Linked DNA regions of Homo sapiens: region 1 is linked to region 2. A link is an interaction called in ENCODE POLR2A ChIA-PET data of the cell type or tissue named here. Cell type or tissue: HepG2. All regions are shown on one strand. Region 1 overlaps RBM33 (RNA binding motif protein 33). Region 2 has its middle 26 kb from the start of RBM33-DT.

Region 1 (8,000 bases), 97 kb before region 2:
TTCTCACTAACATAAGGCAATAATAAAATCAATATTCATATTCTTTAAGACGAACGGCATTCCACTGATGATCCTGATTCAACAATTTTACAGTTAAACAAAATTAATTCTACTCTCAAAAATCCACTGACCTTAAGCTTTTAACAAACATTTTCTATTGCAGAGATTATTGTCAATATTTGCAAATCCTTAAAATTATATTTGGCTGGAACCTCTTGCACTTGCTATATTAATATTTCTTAGTAAATGTATGCTCATCCCTATCAAAGGAGAAGGAGCAGCTGCTACTCACTGGGAATCTCTGGGGTCCCACGGCAGGTCTCGGCTGGCTCGGAACTGGTAGCAAGGGCACTGCAAGAAAAACCCCTTGTGTTAGAGACACACTTTACTCAACACTCAAACCCCTGTAAGACAACATATGAAGTTTAATATAAAATATATACTATGCGTACCAGACATATAATACATTGTGCTTACGCTTAAGCTAAGCATTTAGTATTTTTAACAATTCCATAACAGAAAAGGGGAAAGCAGAAGTTTCCTTTTCGGTACACAGCAGTGCAAGCAGAAGTTTAAATCTCAATAGTTGACTATTATTTGGAATTAAAATATTTTGCAACAAAAGAAGATAGTATTCCTCTAAAATAAAAAACCTAGTTTGTTTCTCCTATCCCTATACAGATAATCCAGGTTATCAAATCCCAGTTATATTTTCCTATGCCACTCATATACACATTTAAATCTCAATCCTCATGAATCATGAAAGAGAGAAGGGAGGAAGGGAAGTGAGGCAGGCAGAGAAAGGAAAACAGCACATCCCAGGAATTGGAGAAAATGCTCACAAACTGTTAAAAATTTTCCACTAAACAATCCCCTATGCCAAGGCTTTTAGTTTACTTTAGTTTATAAACAAGCAGGATTTCCATCAATCCACCAGAACAAGGAATCAAATCATTTTTAAAAAGGTATCTCATAATAGAGAAGAAGCTAGATGTAAGTTTCACACCTTGAGGCTAAATCAGATGTGTTTAAGCTCTTTGAAACTCATTATGCACTATACTGATCTTGATTTTCAAAGAAACTCACAATCTAAGTGCAGCTACGTCTTACAGCAAAATGTGCTGGCAGATACACCTAGGAAGCTCTCAGATTGTCAGGTACTGTGGGGCTGAACTGTTTGCAACTCCCTCCCCCCGCCCCCACACCCAACCCCAAATGTATACGTTGAAGCCCCAACCCCCCGTACCTCAGAATGTAACTGGATTCCACTGATTAGGTCTTTAAAAGAGGTAATTGAGGTCAAATGAGGTCTAGGCCCTAACCCAACCCTGGTGTCCTTCTAAGAAAGGGAAATTTAGACATAGACAGTACACACAGAGGGAGGACCACGTGAGGACACAAGGAGAAGGTGGCCAACGACAAGGCAAGGAGAGAGGCCTCAGAAGGAAGCTGCCCTGCCCACACCTCGAACTTGGACTTCCAGCCTCCGGAACTGCGAGAAAATAAGTTTCTGTTGTTTAACTCACCCTATTTGCGGTGCTTGTTACAGCAGCCCCAGCAAACTCGTACACATCAGGTGGAATTGACAACGAAGCATATTTTTTAATTTAAGAAGTTTCTGCTAAATGTGAAATACAGGTGATACCTCTTAAAAGTCCATCAGAATCACTATAAAAACAGGGTGCTATGATAAACTTTTTTTTTACTATGATTACTCAAGGAATTCCATACATTAAGCCTTATAATTGACATCGCACTTCCCACACTTCAATTTCAAGTGATAGCATACATGGCCTGTGTCACTGCTTGATCAAATGCAAAGTGTGACTGAAACAAAACTTACTTTTATAAAATGTAAAAATGGCAGAAGTTCATCCCTTCCTTGACAGACTAATCTAATGAGTCCAAATTTCAAAATTAGAGTGGGTCAGTTTGCAAGACTTTATATAAAATAGAATCCAACTCTCCCCTCAATTCTACACAGCTGATGTTACATCAATTCCATATCTAAAGTGAAACACTAGACTGGAGAAAGTGGAGAAAGAAAAAAACAAGAATATCTCTGACCTCAGAAGATTATAATGAAGGTGACAAAGAAAAACACTACATATTAAATGTAAAGACGTGATTTTTATAATCAAGTTAACAAATATAAGACACCCAGATCTTCACTAACTCGATCATAGGTACCACTTAGAAACTTGGAATTTAAATGCCAATATCTACCAAAACATTCCAACACGATAAAAGGATAAAACATTAAGCCTCTTTAACCAGGAGAATGAGAGCAAGAAGGTGAGGTGGGATTTCTAGAAAGCAATCTGATTATAATAAATGGATTTCTTACACAGAAGCCTCTGATGAGCTGGTAATTTGCACAAAGTACCAGCCTTTTCCCTATTTAAAAAAAAAAAAAAAACAGCAGAAAAGGAAAAACAGCTGACAAAAAGGGTTGCTGCGTGCGGACAGTCCAGTCCCCATGGGAACAGTGCAGACACCTGGCCCACCCAAGAGATGCCACCTCAGTGGGAATACCCAGGCATGTGTCTGCGGGCTCTCCCTGCCAGGCCCTGGCTGCCCGACTACTGCAGCGAAGAATTTAACAGGTGTGATGTTAGAGACCAGTCTAGCTGAAGCTTCAACTTGAATATTTGAAGTTTAATATTTATAACTTGTCCCATGTATTTAATGGACTGTTTTCAATTCATTATAATTATAATACTAAAAACCTGGAAACAAGTTAAATTTCCATCAAAATTGTTTTTAAATAAATTATAACGGAACACTCTTCATCCTCAGAAAGTCTGTGCCATCAGAAGAAGATGTATATATATTGCTAGCTTTTTTAAAAAGCACCTTTCATCTGTGTAAGGCTCTGAGAATCAAAGGTTTAATCTGTGTATCTTTTACCTACAGGAGACATCTTGATATTCAGTCTCTCTCAAGAGGAACTGTGCATTTCTATTTAAGCTCATTCATCTATTAGAGAATAAACAACTGCTTCGAAAGTGTTGCCTATCTACCTAGCAAGAACACTTTGTCCTTCTCTCCTGTGTCAGTGTACCTCTGAAGGTCAAAGGTAAATGACAGATAAGGGACATGCGGCACTAAAGCTCCTAGTTTCATGGTGAGAAAAAGCTAGCTGGTTCTGAGTTTAAAAACTTTTGTCAGAAAGCTGACCTTGGAGTAGTTGCTAAATCACACGTGCGCTTTGGGGTGCAAGGCCTGCATTCTACACTTGCCAGGCTGTTGACTTTTGCAGGGGACACCATTTTCATACATAGAGGATATCTTGGGGCTTCCTGACAGCTTTACCACCCTATATTTCTAAGACTATTTTAGTGAAGCTAAAGAAAATCTGTACGTATTACCAGCTGCCAGCTTTCCACGGCATTTTACAAGGAAATGCACAAGAATAACAGATGCTAGCATAAGCAAAATTATTCCAACAAATTAGACTGACAGCAGTTCCAAGTTCAGGACAACCACTATGGGGAAGATGCAAAGGATTACTTGAAAGAAAGCCACCCTTCCCCATTCAAGTATGCGTGTGTTCATGTCTCCATTCATTCAACGGCTACTGCAGGAGACGTAGGCACCACACCAATCAGCGACGCTCAGGGCCACCTAAGAGGATGTGTGGATGAGCGATGCTAACCAGGGTGGGAAAAACTTTGGGGGAACACAGGGACATGCGATGGGGTCAGGAGGGGTTAGGAGTTAATTGTACTTTAAAACCTTATGCTTCTCTGCCATGCCCAGTGGCCTGGTGGTGACCCGCAGACACTGTCAAGAGGCGCCCCCCTCCCTTACACTCTGGGCCAGCCCGTCACCATCACAGTCCCCTGCTCCATGGCCACAGGACAACTTCATAATACTTCTCACCCACGTATGGGAGGGTCCCAGGATCTAGGCCACTGGCCAATCCCCTGCACTTGAACTACTACCTTAGGCTACTCTCCACTTCTGAAACTTCTCTCCCACACCCTTAGGAATCCCAAATTCCCCACCCATCAGCAGCATCCACCACACCCTTGAGTTCCTTCACCTTCTCGCTCTAATGGCCCCTCTGAGTGGCAGCTGTTCTCCCACAGCTTCTTGCCAAAGGTCTGGAGGTAGAAGGGCTCCTTCTTGATCTAACTGCTGCTTCCAGACCCAGCTTTCATCTCATGCCACCAGCTGACATGCCCCAGCACCACACTGGCCCTCTCATTTCTCAGGGAGTTCAGCTCCAGTCTGAATAAACACAAAGACGGCCCTTGCCGTGCCCTGCCTCAGATCCGTGCCACCTCTGCCTCCAGTCCTGGTGACCATTCCACCCTTCCATCTCACTCCCTCTAGGATCCTGATTCAAACAATCGTTCAACTCTACAAAGATCTCCAATGATCTCCTTTTCACCATCTCAGCCTCCTCCCTGGTGTCTTCTCCTCCCTGGCATCTACCTTATGATCCACAGCCCATCGTTATCAGCACTGCCTTCCCTTTACTACTTTGTGAAAACTATGACCCTCATAAACCCAACTGCCTGCCTATTCCACACCTAGTGTGCGCAGATGAGCGCAGCTGGACAGAGACACACAACCATGCTGACTGCCCTCACCTCAAATCCACACCCCTCAAGGGCTCAGCAGCCCCATCCATCCCTGCGCACATCCACTCTTCGAAAGCACGAACGGATGCTCCAAAGCGCCTCTCCTCAGACCTTCAACACGCCCTCCTACCTCCCCACTCTAGCTCCCTGCTACCCACCGAGGAAACTGAGGCCACCAAGGAAGAACTGACACAAGACTCCTCCACCTGCCCATCCATCTGCCCCAGCTGTGGAGGACTCCCTGCTCCTCCCCCTCAGCAAGCCCACCTCTGGCACGTGGTCCTGGACAAGACAAGTTTTTCCTCTCATCTGCATCAATGATGTTTTTCCTTCTTAACTAGCTCTTTTCTGTAAGTGCAATGAATAAAAAACTTAGAATAAAAAACTTTCTCTCAAGCCCACTTGGCTCCCATCAATTATCATCCAACTTCTGTTTTAGCAAAACACAGTCAAAGTCTGTCAATACAGTGGCCTCAAGTCCGTGCCCCATCTCAGCCAGGCCTGTGCCTCCTCCTCACCAGCCCCGCCCCAAGTGCAGGCCACACCCACTGACCCATTGGCAGCAGCCCTGCCAGCCCGTGGCCACCTGCTTCCTTCCCCATCGACCGTCATCCTCCTTCCTCCCTCTCGGCTCCTTTGCCAGGCTCTCCTCCTGCCCCCATTCCCACGTCGAGTGCCGGGGTCCCAGTCCTTGGCCTCCCTGACGGGTTCTCCTCCTGCCCCTCCCCCTCCTGTGTCAAGTGCCCTAGGTCCCAGTCCTTGGTCTCCCCACACACAGACTCCCTCCTCCAGGGCTCTCATTTGAGGGCAGGGTCTAAATCCACCTATTCACCAACAACCTCCTGACCTGTACTTTGAGCCCAAACCCCTATACTGAATTCTCATCCAACTGCCTACTAGACCCCTCCACTCACATGGCTAGTTGGCATCTCAAATTTAATGCACCCAAAACAGAACTTTTGATCTCCCCACCTCAGGTGATGGCAACCAGACCAGCCCTCTAAATGCTCTGGTCACCTGGGCATCACTCTTACCTCCTCTCTCCCTCTCACACTCATCCAATCCATCAGCAAATCCCATCGGCCCCATCTTCCTACTTCATCCAGCTCTGAGCTCTCTGCACTCTCCCTGCTACCACACTGGTTTGCACCAGGATCATCTGTCACCTCCTAGCTAGACACCAGCTTCCACCCTTGCCACCCGACAGTCTCCTCTCAACACGGCAGCAAGAGGAATCTTCTAAAACATACACAAGGTCACGTCATTCCTCTGCTCAAACCCCTCTAATCCCTGCCCATTTCACTCCCTGCCAAAGTCCTGAGAATGGCTGGATGGCCCCACGGCCCCACGGTACCCAGGTTCTGCATTTCTTCTCTGCTTTGATCACTCCACAAAAGTCACGCTGGTCTCCTTTTGGCTACTCAAACACACAAGGCAGGGTCTCTCCTGGAGGAAGCCCCCTTATACTTGCTGATCACTCTGCCTGCAATCTTCTTCCCTGAACAGCCACATTGCTAACTTACAGATATCCCTCAACTCTTTCCTGCTCAGTGAAGTTCACCCTGATCACCCCATTTAAGATACAACCCATCCCTTCCCCGCATCCTGCTCAATTTCTCACTGCATTTTCATCTTCTAACATGCCACATAAAATACTTATGTTTACTGCTAATAAACAATAATAAGACTGTCTGATAGAAAGTAATATCATGGTTGAAGAAAGCTTTGTCTGGTTTGTTCGTCAATATAACTCAAATGCCAAAAATAGAGTAGTAGCTCAATAAATGTGTGTGTTCACAGGTACATGAAGTTAAAGCTTCGTATAAACTGCTCAAAAACCGTTTCCTAGCTTAAGGAACATGTTTCAGTAATAATCAGATCTGTATTTATTTGATTACAACAACTAAAAGATGGTGTGTCCCCTCTCCACCAGCTGACACTGGAATTGAAGGGGGGCATGCTGCCTGGAACCAAAGAGGGACACTCACCACTGCAAACATCCTCACCGGGAGACTTACAAAGTGTCACAGTTCAGGCATTCCAATAGCGGTCTCTAGTGTATTCTTTGCATTCAGACTGTACTCTCAGCACTTTCCACTCAATTATACAATAAGAGATACACATTTTTAAAGAAATATACTTGACCCATCAAACTAAAATCTAAATGAATGGGGAAGAGCCAAGGAAAACTCAATCTTACAAATTTGAATGTGAAAACTATTTTGCCGCAGAGACGGCTTCAGTGCAATAAACTAATAAATGCCTTCAGATGCACAGTAATCTATAACATAACAGATGCTCCTCAACATAGGATGGGGTTACATCCCAATAAGGCTATCGTTAGTGGAAAAGACCCTTAGTCAAAATGCATTTAATATGCCCAACCAATGAAACATCATAGCTTAGCCTCACCTACCTTCAGCTCAGAACACTCACATCATTGCACAGTTGGCAAAATCATCGGGGCTGGGAACCGCAGCTCCCCCTGCCCAGCTTCGAGGGAGTTTTGGGATGCATGTTGCTACCCCAGGAGAGATCAAATCTCAACATTCGAACGATGATTTCTTCTGAACGCATACTGCTTTCACACACTCATGAAGTCAAAAACGCGTCAGTGGAAAAATCCTAAGTCAAACCATTGGAAGCTGGGGCCATCTATGCTTTACAATAGTAAAAGGAAACACAGACCTTGAACAGGCGTGACCACCGTCCCTTTGAAGTGCGGGTTGATGTGTATGTTCTTGGGCTGCTGTGGAGTCACGGGTGGCGGGGTCATCATCATCCTTGGGGTCTCTAGCTGGGGAGGCATGTGCATTCCCTGAGGCGGGGATGGGTGGTGCGGGTGCTGCACCGGAAGCAGCGGCTGCAGCGGCTGCGGCTGGAACAGGCTTCTGATCGGCTGCTGCTGAGGCGGCGGTGGCGGTGGAGGGGGAGCCTGGGGCTGTGGAGGAATTAACCTTGGAGAATGAGTCTACAAATCACAAAAAAAAAAACAAAAGTTCACCGAAATCAACATTTAAAAGAATGCTGATGTGTTACAAATTTACACTGATTGCATTTTTTAAGTTACAATGTAAGAAGTCTGTAGTAACAACTTGTATCAAAACAGCAGGATAAAGAAGCTTCTCTACTTCTTCACAATGAGGGCTACAGTCTCACAATTGAGTCAATCCCCACGCAAGAGGGAAAACAGCCCCAAAGCACCCAGTGTGAATTTTGAAAAAAAAAAAAAAAATTCAGTTCAGGGAATTGAACTGCCCACACTGAGCAAAGCCCTGTGCCAGGGACAGAAGAGCAGCTGCCACAGCCCTCCCTGTAGCAGCCTTGCATCCCCCTCCAGGAACTCTGGTAAGCAAGGCAGGAGATGTGCACCAGTTACCCTGCTCCAGAACTGAGGCCTGAGAACAG
Region 2 (8,000 bases):
GAGCTCATTCATCTTATTTTGTTGACAAATCCTCATTTATTCACACACAACATCTATAGGATAGGGGGCAATTGGCCTCACCTCACAAGTGAGAAGGCCAGGAGGATGCAGAGAGGCTAATTGCTAGTCTGAGTCACAAAAGAGTGAATGGTCCTGAGCCATTTGTTCTGACCCAGTCCCGAGACCTGCGTGTGGCACTGTATCTGGGCCACAGGCCCTGTGCCTCTCCTAGGACCTCAAAACAAGAAGACAAACCTTTCTTTTCTCAGAGTGCACCTGTGCATCTCTCTCTACTTTGGCCTGAAGCCTCACAAGCCGTTTTCACAGTCACATTCCTCTGCACACGTAGGCGTCTGCAGTGCAACCCTTTTGAGGGATCTGTTACTATCACTTACCAAGAAAGAAATGTCAGAGTCATCCTTTGTCCCAATTTTTACTTCTCTGTTATTAATTTCAGTCATAACGAATTCTCTTTTTATGGTGCTTTTTCCTTAGCCTATCTTTTTTCATTATTAACAACACTTTATAAAGTCATTAAGAGGATGCCATCCTAATGCATAGTAAGAGTAAAATACATCATACAAATTGAGTGATTTTCGATCTAAAGATGTCGATTAAATAATGCGTTTAGTAATGGAAACCATAGAGAAATGGTCATGCGGATTCTCACTTTTAGGATCTGAGCTGCTCCTCAAAGAGGGTCCCATTTAAGTACAAATATGCACCATGCTGGCTTATGAAACAAGAATGTTTTCCCTTTGCTAATGATGACTTGTCATGTGACACACACATTATTTGTGTTATTCTGGTGAGATACTGTTTTCGGTCATGCTCCAGAAGCATATTTAAAGTCTTACTCTAGAGACAGGGCTTACTCTTGGGGAGCTACCTGCTCCCGCAAGTGTCTCACATTCTTCCTTTGTTGTTTTACAAATGGAAAGCAGGGAGATAAAACATCCTAGGGTGGTACTGAGGATGGTGGAGGAAACCCATCTCAGACACCTTCTTCATGCCTCATGCCGCCCACACATGAGATAACTTCAGTAGAAGTGTTTTGCGTGCTGCAGAGAGCTGTATAAAATTACTGCACAATGTTAATAATAGCATTGAGATTGTGTAAAAGCAAATAAAATATTGCTTCTGAACATGGGAATGTTAAATGTCTTTCTAAGTTAAATCTATCTGCTTTTGAATATAACTCATCTTTTACCATTTGTCCATATTACACCTTTGCTTCTAACATTCAAACTTCCATCTTTTTCTTTCTAACATTGTTTTATTTTTCTGAGTCCAAATTGTGTGTACTGCCTGAACATTCATTATTCTTACATCCATGCTCCCCCTATGCCAACTCACCACCAGTTACTAGCCTGTGTCCCTTCTGCCTTTGGGCTGCCTTCCAGGGGGTGAGTGTATTTGCTTCTCGTTAACATTGGATGTTCACCTAGCAAACACACGTTGAGATATTCCAGGCCTGGGGCTGGGCAGTCGGGGCACAAAAGTGAATACAAGAGTGTTCCCCACTACAGGGAGTCTCAGTTGAGCATCAACCAACAGCCCTCGGCAGCTGATGTTAGAGCAGCCCAGTCATGGAGCGAATCTGCAGGATCGAGTTATTAAAACCTGTTCTTATTGAAAGAAGTTAAATTCCCCTCCCAGCGAGGGACATGTACAAAAGCTGGTGCTGCCATTCTAATAACCATGAGTTTAATTCCTCAAATATTAACGGTTGAATAAATAAATCTGGCCATTTTTATTATAATTTAAAAAGTAAACTAATTTTTCATTTTGGCTAATGACAAACCTCATGAAGCCATGCCTCCATGAGTGTCCTCAGCATTTCCTGGGTGCTTTTTATGATGTGAAGCGACCTCATGGTGGTCACCTAACATGCCTGGAGCTTAAAGTGGAGAGATTAACACTTCCTAAGGCACACAGCGACATCCCCACTCCACAATTAGCGTACTATACAGTTGTTTCTGTTGAGACAAGATCTCGCTTTGTTGCCCAGGCTGGAGTGCAGTGACACAATCATAGCTCGTCGCAGCCTTGAACTCCTGGGCTCAAGCAATACTCCCACCTCAGCCTCCTGAGTAGCTGGGACTACAGGCATGTGCCACCATACTCAGCTGATTTTTAAATTTTTTGTACAGACAAGGTTGCACTGTGTTACCCAGGCTGGTCTCCAACTCCTGGGATCAAGCAATCCTTCCACCTCAGCCTCCCAAAGTGCTGAGATCATAAGCATGCACCACTGTGCCTGGCCAGAATGACAGGATTTCAGAATTAGGCTGGCCTGTAGCCCAGGTAATCCAGATGCTGAGGCAGGAGGATTCCTTGAGCCCAGAAGTTTGAGGCTATACTGAGCCATGATCACACGACTGCACTCTAGGCTGGGCAACAGAGCAAGATACTGTTTCTTAAAACACAAAACAAAATTGGAAGGCCACCTTATAAAGTGTAAGGCAACTGGGGGTCATTTGAGAATAAAGGACTTGGCTGGGGTCACACCACCTAGAAGGGTCTGAGCCAGGACTGATTTCCTGGGTGGTGAACATTTATTGTTCTGTCCATCTAGTAGAGGAAAACCACTCTCCTTCTTTGGGGGAGCTGCTCCCTCCCCTGCCCTCACAGCCCCACATGTAGCCAGTGGGAACTGCTGGGCTGCTGACCCCTGCCCCCTGTGGCTGGCCAGGCATGGCATGACTCAAGCAACTGAGCACATGATGGAATCTCATCACCTGCCTGCTCTCCCTGCCTTGTCTTCAGAGACTGGCCATGGGGCGGGCATTTAGCCCAAGCTGGAGGCCCTGCTCAAGACACTGTCTGCTGCAGCTGGGGGGTGTCCCCAGCCTTTTAAGCAGTGAGATCGGGGGAGAATGTGGCCTGAGAGGAGCCAGCGGCCACACATGTCCTTTCCCCAGGGGATCCCAGGCTCAGAAGAAGGGAAGGAAGAGCAAGAAAGGAGAGACTAGGGTCCAAAAAACTCCTTGCGACTTCAAAATCAGGTTAACTTATTGTGCAACCCAGAAGATGGAATTTTCACCAGCAGGAAATGAAAGGAAGGTGGACTGCTGGCTTCCGAGCAGTAGATAAATATTAGCCAGCAGTACAAAGTCTGAACAGTCCCGTCCAAAAGGCATTTGCCTAGTGTTTGTTTCTCACTTCCCAGCTACCACGTAGCACTCCCCGCAGAGCACAGGGAGTGGAGAGAGCAGTGTAAGCTACCTTTGCCCAGACGGAGATTTTAATTGGCTAAAGAGATGATGGGGCAGTGAACATAAAAACAGCCAGCGACAGGAGTGGCAGAAGAGAGGGAAGCACTCTGAAGATAGCCGCGTAGACGGCCAAGGGCAGCGTAGACGGCCAAGGACCATAGCGTGATCCATATCAAAATGCACACAGCAAAGCCGTTGCTAATTTCCAAGCCCTCAGTATTGAGCTCTTTGCCAGAGCAGTTCCAAGATCTGGCCATCAGCATCATCTTCTGTAAAAAGAAATCATTTCTATATCAGATATCTTGTTTGAACTTAAATCCACTTACAAAAATGTTTTGCTGCTAGAAAAAGTGTGTTAACATTTTAGACAAAGTGATGAGACAGATAATCAATGCTAGTATGTTGGGAAAGCCAGGAGTAAATCTCACCTTGACCTACACTGGTACTGAGAACATATCAATGTTCTGATGAACATCTGCCTAGTAGTATAGTCACATTAATTTGGTAGATAAGGAAGGATTTTTTTAAAAAGATAACATAAAACAACATAAAGGCAGAGATAGATAAATTTGAACTCAGTAAAATCTGAAACCGCTCTGTATCTAAAGATATCACCTAAATACAAAAAAGCAAGTTGTAAACTGGGAAAAGATATTTGCAACACATATGACTAACAAATAATTAGTACCCAGAAAATGTATATACATATTTTTTAATTGATATGTCATAATTATATATGTTCTTGGGGTCTATGTGATACTTTGATACATGTGTACAATACGTAATGTTCAAATCAGATATCTATTACTAATGAATCTTTTTTTTTTTTTGAGATGGAGTTTCACTATTGTTACCCAGGCTGGAGTGCAATGGCGCGATCTCGGCTCACTGCGAACTCCACCTCCTGGGTTCACGCGATTCTCCTGCCTCAGCCTCCTGAGTAGCTGGGATTACAGGTGACTGCCACCACACCGGGCTAATTTTTCATATTTTTAACAGAGATGGGGTTTCACTATGTTGGCCAGACTGGTCTCGAACTCCTGGCCTTGTGATCCACCTGCCTTGGCCTCCCAAAGTGCTGGGATTACAGGCGTGAGCCACCACGCCCAGCCACTAATGAATTTTTAAAACCCCAAATAGTGCAATAGAAAAATTGGCAAAGAATATGAATATACAAATTACAGATGAGAAAACTCAAATGCTTAATGGCAACATGGGAAACTACATGGGAAGCTGCTAAACCTCACTTGGTATAAGTGGTACACACATTAAAACACAGAAATACCACCTCACACCCATCAGGGTACACAAAACACAGAAATACCACCTCACACCCATCAGGGTACACACATTACAACACAGAAATACCACCTCACACCCATCAGGGTACACACATTACAACACAGAAATACCACCTCACACCCATCAGGGTACACACATTACAACACAGAAATACCACCTCACACCCATCAGGGTACACATATTACAACACAGAAATACCACCTCACACCCATCAGGGTACACACATTACAACACAGAAATACCACCTCACACCCATCAGGTTACACACATTAAAACACAGAAATACCACCTCACACCCATCAGGGTACACATGTTACAACACAGAAATACCACTTCACACCCATCAGGGTACACAAATTAAAACACAGAAATACCACTTCACACCCATCAGGGTACACAAATTAAAACACAGAAATACCACTTCACACCCATCAGGGTACACACCTTAAAACACAGAAATACCACCTCACACCCATCAGGGTACACACCTTAAAACACAGAAATACCACTTCACACCCATCGGGGTACACGCCTTAAAACACAGAAATACCACCTCACACCCATCAGGGTACACACGTTAAAATGCAGAAATACCACCTCACACCCATCAGGGTACACACGTTAAAATGCAGAAATACCACCTCACACCCATCAGGGTACACGCCTTAAAACACAGAAATACCACTTCACACCCATCGGGGTACACACATTAAAACACAGAAATACCACTTCACACCCATCAGGGTACACATGTTACAACACAGAAATACCACCTCACACCCATCAGGGTACACACGTTACAACACAGAAATACCACCTCACACCCATCAGGGTACATGCCTTAAAACACAGAAATACCACTTCACACCCATCAGGGTACACGCCTTAAAACACAGAAATACCACTTCACACCCATCAGGGTACACGCCTTAAAACACAGAAATACCACCTCACACCCATCAGGGTACACATGTTAAAATGCAGAAATACCACCTGACACCCATCAGGGTACACACGTTAAAATGCAGAAATACCACCTCACACCCATCAGGGTACACACGTTAAAACACAGAAATACCACCTCACACCCATCAGGGTACACATGTCACAACACAGAAATACCACCTCACACCCATCAGGGTACACACATTACAACACAGAAATACCGCCTCACACCCATCAGGGTACACGCCTTAAAACACAGAAATACCACTTCACACCCATCAGGGTACACGCCTTAAAACACAGAAATACCACTTCACACCCATCAGGGTACACACGTTAAAATGCAGAAATACCACCTCACACCCATCAGGGTACACACGTTAAAACACAGAAATACCACCTCACACCCATCAGGGTACACATGTTACAACACAGAAATACCACCTCACACCCATCAGGGTACACGCCTTAAAACACAGAAATACCACTTCACACCCATCAGGGTACACGCCTTAAAACACAGAAATACCACTTCACACCCATCAGGGTACACAAATTAAAACACAGAAATACCACCTCACACCCATCAGGGTACACACATTACAACACAGAAATACCACCTCACACCCATCAGGGTACACGCCTTAAAACACAGAAATACCACTTCACACCCATCAGGGTACATGCCTTAAAACACAGAAATACCACTTCACACCCATCAGGGTACACAAATTAAAACACAGAAATACCACCTCACACCCATCAGGGTACACGCCTTAAAACACAGAAATACCACTTCACACCCATCAGGGTACACACCTTAAAACACAGAAATACCACCTCACACCCATCAGGGTACACACCTTAAAACACAGAAATACCACTTCACACCCATCAGGGTACACACGTTAAAATGCAGAAATACCACCTCACACCCATCAGGGTACACGCCTTAAAACACAGAAATACCACTTCACACCCATCAGGGTACATGCCTTAAAACACAGAAATACCACCTCACACCCATCAGGGTACACACCTTAAAACACAGAAATACCACTTCACACCCATCAGGGTACACACGTTAAAATGCAGAAATACCACCTCACACCCATCAGGGTACACACGTTAAAATGCAGAAATACCACTTCACACCCATCAGGGTACACGCCTTAAAACACAGAAATACCACTTCACACCCATCGGGGCACACGCCTTAAAACACAGAAATACCACCTGACACCCATCAGGGTACACACGTTAAAATGCAGAAATACCACCTCACACCCATCAGGGTACACACATTAAAACACAGAAATACCACCTCACACCCATGAGGGTACACGCCTTAAAACACAGAAATACCACCTCACACCCATCAGGGTACACACGTTAAAAGGCAGAAATACCACCTCACACCCATCAGGGTACACACCTTAAAACACAGAAATACCACTTCACACCCATCAGGGTACACAAATTAAAACACAGAAATACCACTTCACACCCATCAGGGTACACAAATTAAAACACAGAAATACCACTTCACACCCATCAGGGTACACACGTTAAAACACAGAAATACCACTTCACACCCATCAGGGAACACAAATTAAAACACAGAAATACCACTTCACATCCATCAGAGTACACACATTAAAACACAGAAATACCACTTCACACCCATCAGGTTGGTAGAAACGTAAAAGCTGGACAATAATGAGTGCCAGTGAGAGCATGTATGCTGGTAGAAGCATACCCTAGACCACAGGCTCCCAACCTCTGGTGAGGAACCAGTCCACACAGCAGGAGGTGAGCGGCGGGCAAGGCAGCATAACCACCCGAGCTCCGCCTCCTGTCAGATCGCGGCAGCATTAGATTGTCATAGGAGTGAGAACCCTATTGCAAACTGTACATGCAAGGGATCTAGGTTGTGTGCTCCTTATGATAATCTAATGCCTCGTGATCTGAGGTGGAACAGTTTCATCTCAAAACCATCCCTCCAATGCCCCATACATGGAAGAATTGTCTTCCACAAAACTGATCCCTGGTGCTAAAAAGTTTGGGGACTGCTGCACTAGAGCAATCATTTTGAAGAGTAACTTGGCAATACCTAATGCAGTTGAACTGGAACATTCTCTTCTACCCAGCAATTTCACTACGAGTTACAGCCCCTAAAGACTTTCTTGCATACACAGGAGAAGATGTGAAACAGAGGCCCTTGCGGTGTTGTTGATAGGAGAAAATACAAGCAAAGAACCCAAACAAATAAAAACATAAAAGACAATATCTAAATCCTGATTTTTTTAAAAGCCTGGTTAAACAGATTGTGATAAAATCACAAAATAATGAGCGAGAGCTTTGCACACCAACATGGAAAGAGCTCAGAAACAAAGTATCAAACAACAGGTTAGAAATATATAAAGTAACCTTTCACATAAAGCCAAAGTATAAAGGTGTGTACAAGCATGACAGACATTCTGCACAGTGGTGACATCATGGGGAGGCGCTGGATGGTGGTTCATAGTGAATTCA

Evidence for each region. ChIA-PET counts read pairs that join two places held together with the same protein. Peaks named below come from ENCODE experiments on the same cell type or tissue, not always from the same donor. Only the 100,000 strongest peaks of a DNase experiment are listed, where the experiment ranks them.
Region 1: POLR2A ChIA-PET joins it to region 2 with 7 read pairs; 3 of 35 experiments call an interaction of 5 or more read pairs at or near these places.

The regions. Positions count from the first base shown.
Region 1 is chr7:155,710,736-155,718,735 of GRCh38, reverse strand. RBM33 (RNA binding motif protein 33) reads right to left here. Exons shown (of 18, transcript NM_053043.3): 8 at 7,281-7,533; 9 at 293-351. Among named protein-coding and RNA genes, the nearest start is that of RBM33, 70 kb to the right of the region's middle. In HepG2, no CTCF peak of the experiment used is centred here; no DNase peak of the experiment used is centred here.
Region 2 is chr7:155,614,110-155,622,109 of GRCh38, reverse strand. No RefSeq gene overlaps it. Among named protein-coding and RNA genes, the nearest start is that of RBM33-DT, 26 kb to the left of the region's middle. In HepG2, no CTCF peak of the experiment used is centred here; DNase peaks (open chromatin) are centred at 1,979, 2,719 and 3,159; H3K4me3 peaks cover 643 bases.